Linked DNA regions of Homo sapiens: region 2 is linked to region 1. Evidence: read pairs that join two places in POLR2A ChIA-PET (ENCODE). Cell type or tissue: B cell. All regions are shown on one strand. Each heading gives the region's core, and the rest is flanking DNA. Links, peaks and the distances in the headings are about the cores only. Region 1 holds the start of TMEM54 (transmembrane protein 54). Region 2 overlaps LOC124903969 (a long non-coding RNA gene).

Region 1 (4,383 bases), core at 161-4,160:
AGGTGGGAGAATCACTTAAAGCCAGGAGTTCAAGACCAGCCTGATGAACATAGCAAGATCCCATCTCTACCAAAAAGATAAAAATAAAAAATTAGGCAGGCATGGTGGTGCATGCCTCTAGTCCCAGTTATTCAGGAGGCTGAGGCAGAAGGATCTTCTGAGCCCAGGAAGTGGAGGCCACAGTGAGCTATAATCGTGCCATTGCACTCCAGCCTGGGCTACAGAGCCAGAGACCCCGTCTAAAAAAAATGAAATCTCTACACTGGACGCTCTGGGACATCTGTCTGAAGCTGTGCCAAGAGACAGTCCCCAGGGAGCAGGAAGGGATGGGGCTATTCAGTCACAGACTTGCTGTGTGACCATGCACCAGCCCCTCCCCTCTGGGCCCCAAGTTCCACATCTATAAAATGGGGAGGCATTGGTCCAGCCAGTGTCTGAGACCCCTGGAGACTGCAGGACCCTCTGGAGCTGAACCAGGTCTAGCAGAAGCAGAGGGCAGACGATGGGCTGGACAGGCACCATGAGACTGGAATAGCATTGTGAAGATGGACTGCCAGCCAAGCAGGAAGGGGCATGGCAGCTTCAGCGCAGGAGCCTGACCCACCTCACCCCCTCCACCCACCTACCTGGGAGCTCGGTGTCTACCTTCCAGCTGAGGGCTGGACTCAATAACAACAGCATCCCAGGACCAAGACTTTGGTCAAAGAGGAGGCACGGTGCCAGCATGGGGCTGTGCCTGGAGCACTGGACTGAGCCTGGAGCAGTCCTTGACTTTTTAAATTAAATTGATTGAGACAGGGTCTTACTCTGTAGCCCAGGCTGGAGTGCACTGGCCTGATCGTGGCTCACTGAAACCTCTGCCTCCTGGGCTCAGGTGATCCTTCCACCTCAGCCTCCTGAGTAGCCGGGCTAAATTTTTTTTTCTTTATTTAAATTTTTTGTAGAGACGGATTTCACTATGTTGGCCAGGCTAGTCTCTCCTGGACTCAAGCGATCCGCCTGCCTCGGCCTCCCAGAGTGCTGCCTCCCAGATGAAGCCCAGCTGGCTTCATTTGTCTTACCACTGTGGGAGCGCATAGCAGCGCAGCCGGCAAGGTGCTAAGCGCTTTACTCTTAGAAGCTGCCCTCATCCTCATAGTAGTCCTAGGAGGTGGGAACTACTGTCCCCCTCTTACAGACAAAGAAACTGAGGCTCACAAGGTCTCTCGGCTAGACAGCGGGGATGCCCCAGGACTCTGCTGCCCACAAGCAGCATCACCGTGCCCAGGCAGTGGAAGGAGGGGGCACATTAGTCCCGCTCCCCCGCTGCTGATCCTTTTTGCCCACGGCTTTCCTTCCTGGCCTCGGGAGAGTGGAGAGTATGTAAGTGGGAGCCCCTTGTAAGGGTGGGGAAGCTGAGGCCTGGCCCCGGGGTCCCTTCTGGGTAAGATGGGGCTGCTCTCTCCAGCGTCTCCTCTGCCGCCCACCCGGGGGTCCCCGAGGGCAGTCGTGCGCCTCCGCAGGAAAGGCAAGAGAGGGCGAGGGTAAGAGACGCTACAGCCACATCGAGAAGACACCCGCAGCGCTCCTCCCCTCCATTTCACTGCTGGGGAAACTGAGGCCCAGAGAGGAAAGTGACCCGACCCCGGCCTCGTAGTAAGTTAGAGGCAGAGCAGGTGGCCTGGCCCCCTGGGGGCTCGGGTTCCGGGCTCAGTGCTCCGCTCCTGTGGGAGGGTTGGGGTGGTTCGGGGCCTCCCGCGCGCCCCCAGTCGCTCACCGAGGCGCAGACACATGTCGGCTCCGCGCTGGTCCCGCCCCCGGCTTCAGCGCGGCTCCCGAGGCTGCGGGCCGCCGGGGGACCCTGCTCCCATCCCGCTGGCCCGTCGCCCGCGCGCCCCGCACCGTCGCGCTCGCCCACTTCCCGCCCGGAGCCCGGGGCTGGGCGGCGCCGGACCGGCCTCCCTTCCCGTCACCCCCCGGGCCGCCCGGCCCCGCAGCGCCCCCGCGGCTCGTGCCCCTCCCGGCCGGTCGGACCGGCTGAGCAGCCCATGGCCCGCCCGCTGAGTCAGGCGCCGCCCCGCCCGGCCCGCCCGGCGCCGAGCCGCCCTCCCTCAGCCCACCGGCGGCGGCGGGCCCGCTCTAGAAAGGGAAACTGAGGCTCTGAGGAGCCGCCCCGCGCGGGCCCGCGGCAAGTTGGGGGTTGCCGGCGTAGCTGTGGTTACCGTGACTTGGGTGTGGCTCTTGGGCGGAAAGCCCCCGGGCCCAAGGCTGGGACGGAGAGGGGCAGCAGGGGCAGTGAAAGAGCTGCTGGGGATTGGGGTCTGCCCCTGCCTGCTGTGTGACCTCAGGCAAATCGCCTCCCCTCTCTGCGCTTGCCTTTAGCGCCCGCGAGTCTTGTCTTCCACGCTGAAAAAGGCGCTTTAAGTCTCCTTCTTAGTCGGGAGGGCCTTCAGTTCCGTCCTTGGAAAATCAGGGATAATTCCTGTCCCCGAAGGTCGTGGTGAGACAAAATAGGATACAAAAATTAGGTAAGAAAGCGCTTTCGGCCGGGCGCGGCGGCTCATGCCTGTAATCTCAGCACTTTGGAAGGCCTAGGCAAGCAGATCACCTGAGGTCAGGAGTTCGAGACCTGCCTGGCCATCATGGTGAAACACCCCCGCACCCCCCCCCCCGCCCCGTCTCTACTAAAAATACAAAAATTAGCCGGATGTGGTGGGGCAAGCCTGTAATCCCAGCTACTCTGGAGGCTGAGGCAGGAGAATCGCTTGAACCCGGGAGGCAGAGGTTACAGTGAGCTGAGATCTCGCCACTCCATCTCAAAACAACAAAACAACAACAACACGCTTTGGAAACTCTCCAGACTGTCTGTATGGACAAAGTGTAGACCTAGCAAGAGCACATAGTAGGAGCTTTATTAGTACTGCTCTGGGTTGCTGAGCCCTTTAATGTGTCAGGATGGACCCCAGTGAGGTCCCTTGTTAGTCTCAGCATCCCTTTGGCATAGGTACCATTCCTGCACCTTTGGGCTCAGAGACCACAGACCACTCACCCAAGACCACCAGCTGGAAGTGGTGGAGTAGGCAGGAGCCTGGAATCCCCTTGGGTCTCTGTGCCCAAGTTCTGTAGAGTGGCCACACCGTGGCCACCTCCCTGGGCTCTTTCGGTCCTTGGAGGCACTTACTATGGGAACTGGGCAACATCTGTTCACAGCTTGCCCCACTTACCCCACTGGGCAGTGTCCCAGAGGTCAGGGGCTGGCTGGCTGTCTCTGGGTGCTTGGTTGGAGCCTGTCCTGGGGGCTGTCCACTGTCTGTGTGTCTTTCTGCACACCTGTGCTGACACCTGCGGCGCTGTGTGTGTTGGGCAGTTGGGTCAGATGTAGAGCCTCTGGAGTTTGGAGAACGCATTAACACCATGGGAGGAAGTGGAGCCATTTCTCCTAGGAAGCCCCCCGGGGCATCCCATCTGGTAACCCCCCAGCAGAGCTGCTTCCCTGTCACCTGCTGTCTGAAGGGGGATAATGTGCAGGGAATTCCGGGTGGGGAGACATATTTGTCAGGTGGAAGGGAAGATGGGGGCAGTTTATGAAGACATCGGGCTGGCATCGGAATGTTGATGTCCTCAGACAATCTTTTAGTAGGGCAATTTGGGTAGTACTTACTCATATTATAAATGTTCAGACACTTGTGGCCGGGTGCGGTGGCTCATGCCTGTAATCCCAACACTTTGGGAGGCCAAGGTGGGCGGATCACGAGGTCAGGAGATCGAGACCATCCTGGCTAACACGATGAAACCCCGTCTCTACTAAAAATACAAAAAAAAAAAAAAAAAAAAAAAAATTAGCCGGCGTGTTGACGGGCGCCTGTAGTCTCAGCTACTCAGGAGGCTGAGGCAGGAGAATGGCGTGAACCTGGGAGGTGGAGCTTGCAGTGAGCCGAGATCGGGCCATTACACTCCAGCCTGGGTGACAGAGTGAGACTCCGTCTCAAAAAAAAAAAAAAATGTTCAGACACTTGTAACTGTGGCCCAGAAATTCCATTTGTAGATCTTTATCCTACGCACCAGAGTGCAAAGATATGCATGCATCTAATGGTGTTTGTGGACAAACTGTTCCTAATAGCAAGCAATGGCACCAAAGTGATAACCAAGAGCGATGCAGGAGAGTGACGGGAAGGATTTTGCTTTTTGTTTTACACATGGCTGTATGGTTGAAGTTGGAGTATTAGAATGAATTCATGCCTTGGTTTTGTTGAAAAGAAAGGAAGGGCCGGCCTGGCGCAGTGGCTCATGCCTGTAATCCCAGCACTTTGGGAGGCCAAGGCAGGTGGATCACTTGAGGCCAGGAGTTCGAGATCTGCCTGGCCAACACAGCAAAACCACCATCTCTACTAAAAATACAAAAAT
Region 2 (4,383 bases), core at 149-4,148, 160 kb after region 1:
GGTCTACTGCCTTCCAGGCACTGAGCTCATGTTGGGGACCCAGAAATAAATGAGATACATACAACCTCTGTCCTTGAGTTGGTCACAGTCTAGTAGGTCACAGTCTAGTAGAAGTAGAAATGAAGAGTTAACTGCCAGATGTCATGTTACAGGGCACATTTAATAAGGGTGAGAACCACACAAAGGTGGGAGTGCCTAACTTAACAATCAAAAGAAATGAACCATTGATACACAACAACATAGATGAATCTCAAATCATTATGCAGAACAAAAGAAGCTGGACACAAAAGAGTACATACTCTATGATTCCAATGTTATCACATTCTAGACCAGGCAAAACTGTGGATTATATAGAGATGGAAATAAGGTCAGTAGTTACTTGGAGTGAGGGGGAATTGACTGGGAAGGGGATGAGAGAATGTTCTGACATAATGAAAATGTTCAAAACCTTGATAGGAATATGGGTTATATTAGAATATTTGATTGTTGGGCTGGGCGTGGTGGCTCACGCCTGTAATTCCAGCACTTTGGGAGGCTGAGGTGGGCGGATCACGAGGTCAAGAGTTCGAAACCAGCCTGGCCAACATGGTGAAACCCTGTCTCTACTAAGAATACAAAATTTAGCCGGATGCGGTGGTGCACTCCTGTAATCCCAGCTACTCAGGAGGCTGAGGCAGGAAAATTGCTTGAACCCGGGAAGGGGAGGTTATAGTGAACCAAGATCAAGCCACTGCACTCCAGCCTGGCGACAGAGCAAGCAAGACTTCATCTCGAAAAAAAAACATATTCCGTTGTTAAAACTGATAAAACTGTACGCCTAAGATCTGTGAATTTCATCATATGTGAATTATGTCCATGGCAGGTGGCATTCAAAAGATTCCCCAGGCAGGCATGGTGGTTCACACCTGTAATCCCAGCACTTTGGGAGGCCAAGGTGCGCGGATCACTTGAGGTCGGGAGTTTAAGACCAGCCTGGCCAACATGGTGAAACCCTATCTCTACCAAAAATACAAAAAAGTTAGCTGGGCATGATGGTGTGCGCCTGTAGTCCCAGCTACTCAGGAGGCTGAGGCAGGAGAATCGCTTGAACCTGGAAGGTTGCAGTGAGCCGAGATCACACCAGTGCACTCTAGGCTGGGTGACAAAGCGAGACTCTGTCTCAAAACAAAGAAACAAAAAACCTCAAAGAGCCCCCAAAGACTCCTGCCTACTGGTGTGCATGCCCTTGTATTATCCCCTCCCACGCTGTATCAGGTTGGTCTATTTGGCAGAAGTAATGGGGTGTCACTTCTGAGATTAGTTATAAAAGACACTGCAGGGCGGGCGTGGTGGCTCACACCTGTAATCCCAGCACTTTGGGAGTCTGAGGCGTGTGGATCACCTGAGGTCAGGAGTTCAAGACTAGCCTGGCCAACATGGCAAAACCCCATCTCTACTAAACATACAAAAAAATTAGCCAGGTATGGTGGTAGGTGCCTGTAATCCCAGCTACTCGGGAGGCTGAGGCAGGAGAATCGCTTGAACCTGGGAGGTGGAGGTTGCCATAAGCTGAGATCGCACCATTGCACTCTAACCTGGGAGACAAGAGTGAAACTCCATTTCAAAAAAAAAAAAGACACTGCAGTTCTGTCTTGGTCTCAATCTCCCTTTCCCTCAGGTCACTTATTCTGGAGAACCCATGTGTTGGGCATCCCTATGAAAAAATCCGAGGGGCAAGAAACTAAAGCCTCCTGTCAACAGCTATGTAAGTGAGCTTGCAAGTGGATTCTTCAGCTCCAGTTAAAGCCTTCAGATGTTGGCAGCCCTAGCTGTCTGCTTGACCACAAACTCATGGGAGACCCTGAGCCAGACCACATGGCTAAGCTGCCTCCTAATTCCTGACCTTCAGAAACTGGGTGACATAATCAATGTTTGTTGTTTTAAGCTACTAAGTTTTGAGTTGTTATGCAGCAATAAAAGATGAATATAATATTTCAATAAAAGAAACATGTAGGGAAAAATATTCTAAGTGCTCCTGGCCCAGATGGCTTTCCCAGGGACTTTCAAGTGCTTTCTATGACTCAGACTTCTGGGCTCAGCCTCTATGCTGGGGAGATGATGGCCTTAGGGAACTCTGTCTAGACAATAGGAACTGGTGTCTCCAAAATAGCCGCAGACACCGCCCACCAAACCAGCCCCACAGCAGCTGCACACAGGGCTCAGGCCCACACTTACTATGCAGAGAGGACTCCAGAAATGCTCCCTGACCATGTGGCCACAGCTGCAGCAGGAATCCACTCAGGGCTCAGATGCTGCCATGGTTTGAATGTTTGTCCCCTCCAAAACTCGTGTTAAGGTTAGTCCCCAGTGTGGCAGTATTGAGAGGTGGGACCTTTGACAGGTGATTGGGTCATGAGGCCTCTGCCCTAATGAATGGATTAATTCATTCATGGATTAATGGATTGATGGAGTAATGGGTTATCAGGAAATGGAACTGGTGGCTTCATAAGAAAAGGAAGAGATACCTGAGCTGGCTTGCTCAGCCCCCTCATCATGTGATGCCCTGTACCATATTGAGACTCTGCAGAGAGTCCCCACCAGCAGAAAGGTCCTCATCAGATGCAGCTCCTCCACCTTGGACTTAACAGCCTCCATAACTCTAAGAAATAAATTCCTTTCCTTTATAAATTACCCAGGTTCAGGGATTCTGTTATAAGCAACAGAAAATGGATTAAGACAGGTGCTAATAACAGCTGCTATTTTTGGAACTTTCTGTGTCCCAGGTAATAGGCAAAGTGCTTTGCATGCATCTTTTTATTTGCTCCTTCCAACAACCCTCTGGAGAAGATATTATTAAACCTATCTTACAGTGGAGAAAACTGAGACTCAGAAAGCTGAAGCAAGTTGGCAGGGTCATAGAACTACTAAGTGATGTGGCAGCTTTAGATAGAAATCCAGATTTGTCTAGTTCTCAAACCCAGAGGCAGGGAAGCAGTAACCATAGACTTGAAAACACTTTTTTCATCTATTCCCTGTGATGCTTTTCATGGGAGAATGAGCCACACATTCTGCTATCAGGGAAAAGTCCACAAATCTCAACCCAGACTCCCTAGGTCAATGTATAAAGGTATTAGACTGGCAGATGCTATCAGAGTCACCAAGAGTCTCAGAGATCATGGGAATCTCAGAGTGGGGAACTGAGACCCAAAGAGGGAAGTGGGTCCTTTCTAAGGACTCCCTGCCCAGTGTTTTTGCACCACTTTGCCCTGCCCCTTGCCATATGAGATGGAAATAGTTGCCATGTGGGAGAAACATTAGGGCAAAGAGTGGTTTTGGAGTGGGGAAAGCAGTGAAAAAGGGATATCAGGCTGGGAGCAGTGGCACACACCTGTAATCCCAGCACTTTCAGAGGCCGAGGCGGGCAGATCACAAGGTCAGGGGTTCAAGACCAGCCTGGCCAACATGGTGAAACCCCATCTCTACTAAAAAAATACAAAAATTATTAGCCAGGCGTGGTGGCACATGCCTGTAATTCCAGCTACCTGGGAGGCTGAGGCAGGAGAATAAGCGAATCCATTGGCATTTTTTTCCTGGCTAGAATTCATTCCCCCTTTTCATGTTACAACACCCCACTTTTCTACTAGAGAACCATACCTTCCCCGCTCTCATTCCATATGGTAAGAATGGGGCTGATCTCATCTTGGGCAAGGGGCTGAAGCCCCAGGTCTGGCCAATCAGAGATGTGCACATCAAGGAACCTGGCCTAGGAGGCAGTGGCTGGGGTTCAGGGTAGATTGGAGGATAAGGGTGTGTGTGGGGGGTTGCTGAGAGCCACTTGAACCCAGGAGGTGGAGGTTTAGGTGAGCCAAGATTGCACCATTGCACTCCAGCCTGGGCAACAAGAGTGAAACTCCGTCTCAAAAAAAAACACCCAAAAAGCAAAAATTAGCTGGGAATGGTGGCATGTGCCTGTAACCCCAGCTACTCAGGAGGCTGCGGAAGAAAAATTGCTTGAACCCAGGAGGTGGACGTTGCAGTGAGCCAAGATTGCACCATTGCACTCCAGCCTGGGCAACAGAGGGAGATTCTGTCTCAAAAAGAAAAAAGAAACATCAGAGGTAACAATGGCAAAATTGAGAGCTCATAATTTTGTTTTGGGTCAACCCCACAATGGCTAGAGGCTACATAAAGCAGTGTCATAGATGGGCCCATTGAGAACCTAGGCAGCCCGAGAGGATGTCACAGAAGAGCTCTGAGAGCAGTAGCTGACCCATGATAGGGTCTGATGAAAGCACCATGCCACTTACTCGCTATGACCCTGGGTTACCCCATTTATTTATTCATTCAATAGGTATTTATGGACCATCTGCTGTGTGCCAAGCACTGCTTTAAGGGCTTGGGATA

What was found. Peaks named below come from ENCODE experiments on the same cell type or tissue, not always from the same donor. Only the 100,000 strongest peaks of a DNase experiment are listed, where the experiment ranks them.
Region 2: POLR2A ChIA-PET joins it to region 1 with 5 read pairs; 4 of 35 experiments call an interaction of 5 or more read pairs at or near these places.

What each region holds. Positions count from the first base shown.
Region 1 is chr1:32,899,467-32,903,849 of GRCh38, forward strand. TMEM54 (transmembrane protein 54) reads right to left here and starts at 1,923. Exons shown (of 6, transcript NM_033504.4): 1 at 1,757-1,923. The coding sequence starts at 1,772. It overlaps LOC105378632 (a long non-coding RNA gene), which reads right to left and starts at 3,734. Exons shown (of 3, transcript XR_947161.3): 1 at 3,641-3,734; 2 at 3,204-3,366; 3 at 2,191-2,461. RefSeq lists a silencer at 1,913-2,052. In B cell, for the core only: no CTCF peak of the experiment used is centred there; DNase peaks (open chromatin) are centred at 1,865 and 2,276; H3K4me3 peaks cover 932 bases; H3K27me3 peaks cover 2,996 bases.
Region 2 is chr1:33,058,843-33,063,225 of GRCh38, forward strand. It overlaps LOC124903969 (a long non-coding RNA gene), which reads left to right. Exons shown (of 2, transcript XR_007065697.1): 2 at 1-64. Among named protein-coding and RNA genes, the nearest start is that of AZIN2, 20 kb to the right of the region's middle. In B cell, for the core only: no CTCF peak of the experiment used is centred there; no DNase peak of the experiment used is centred there.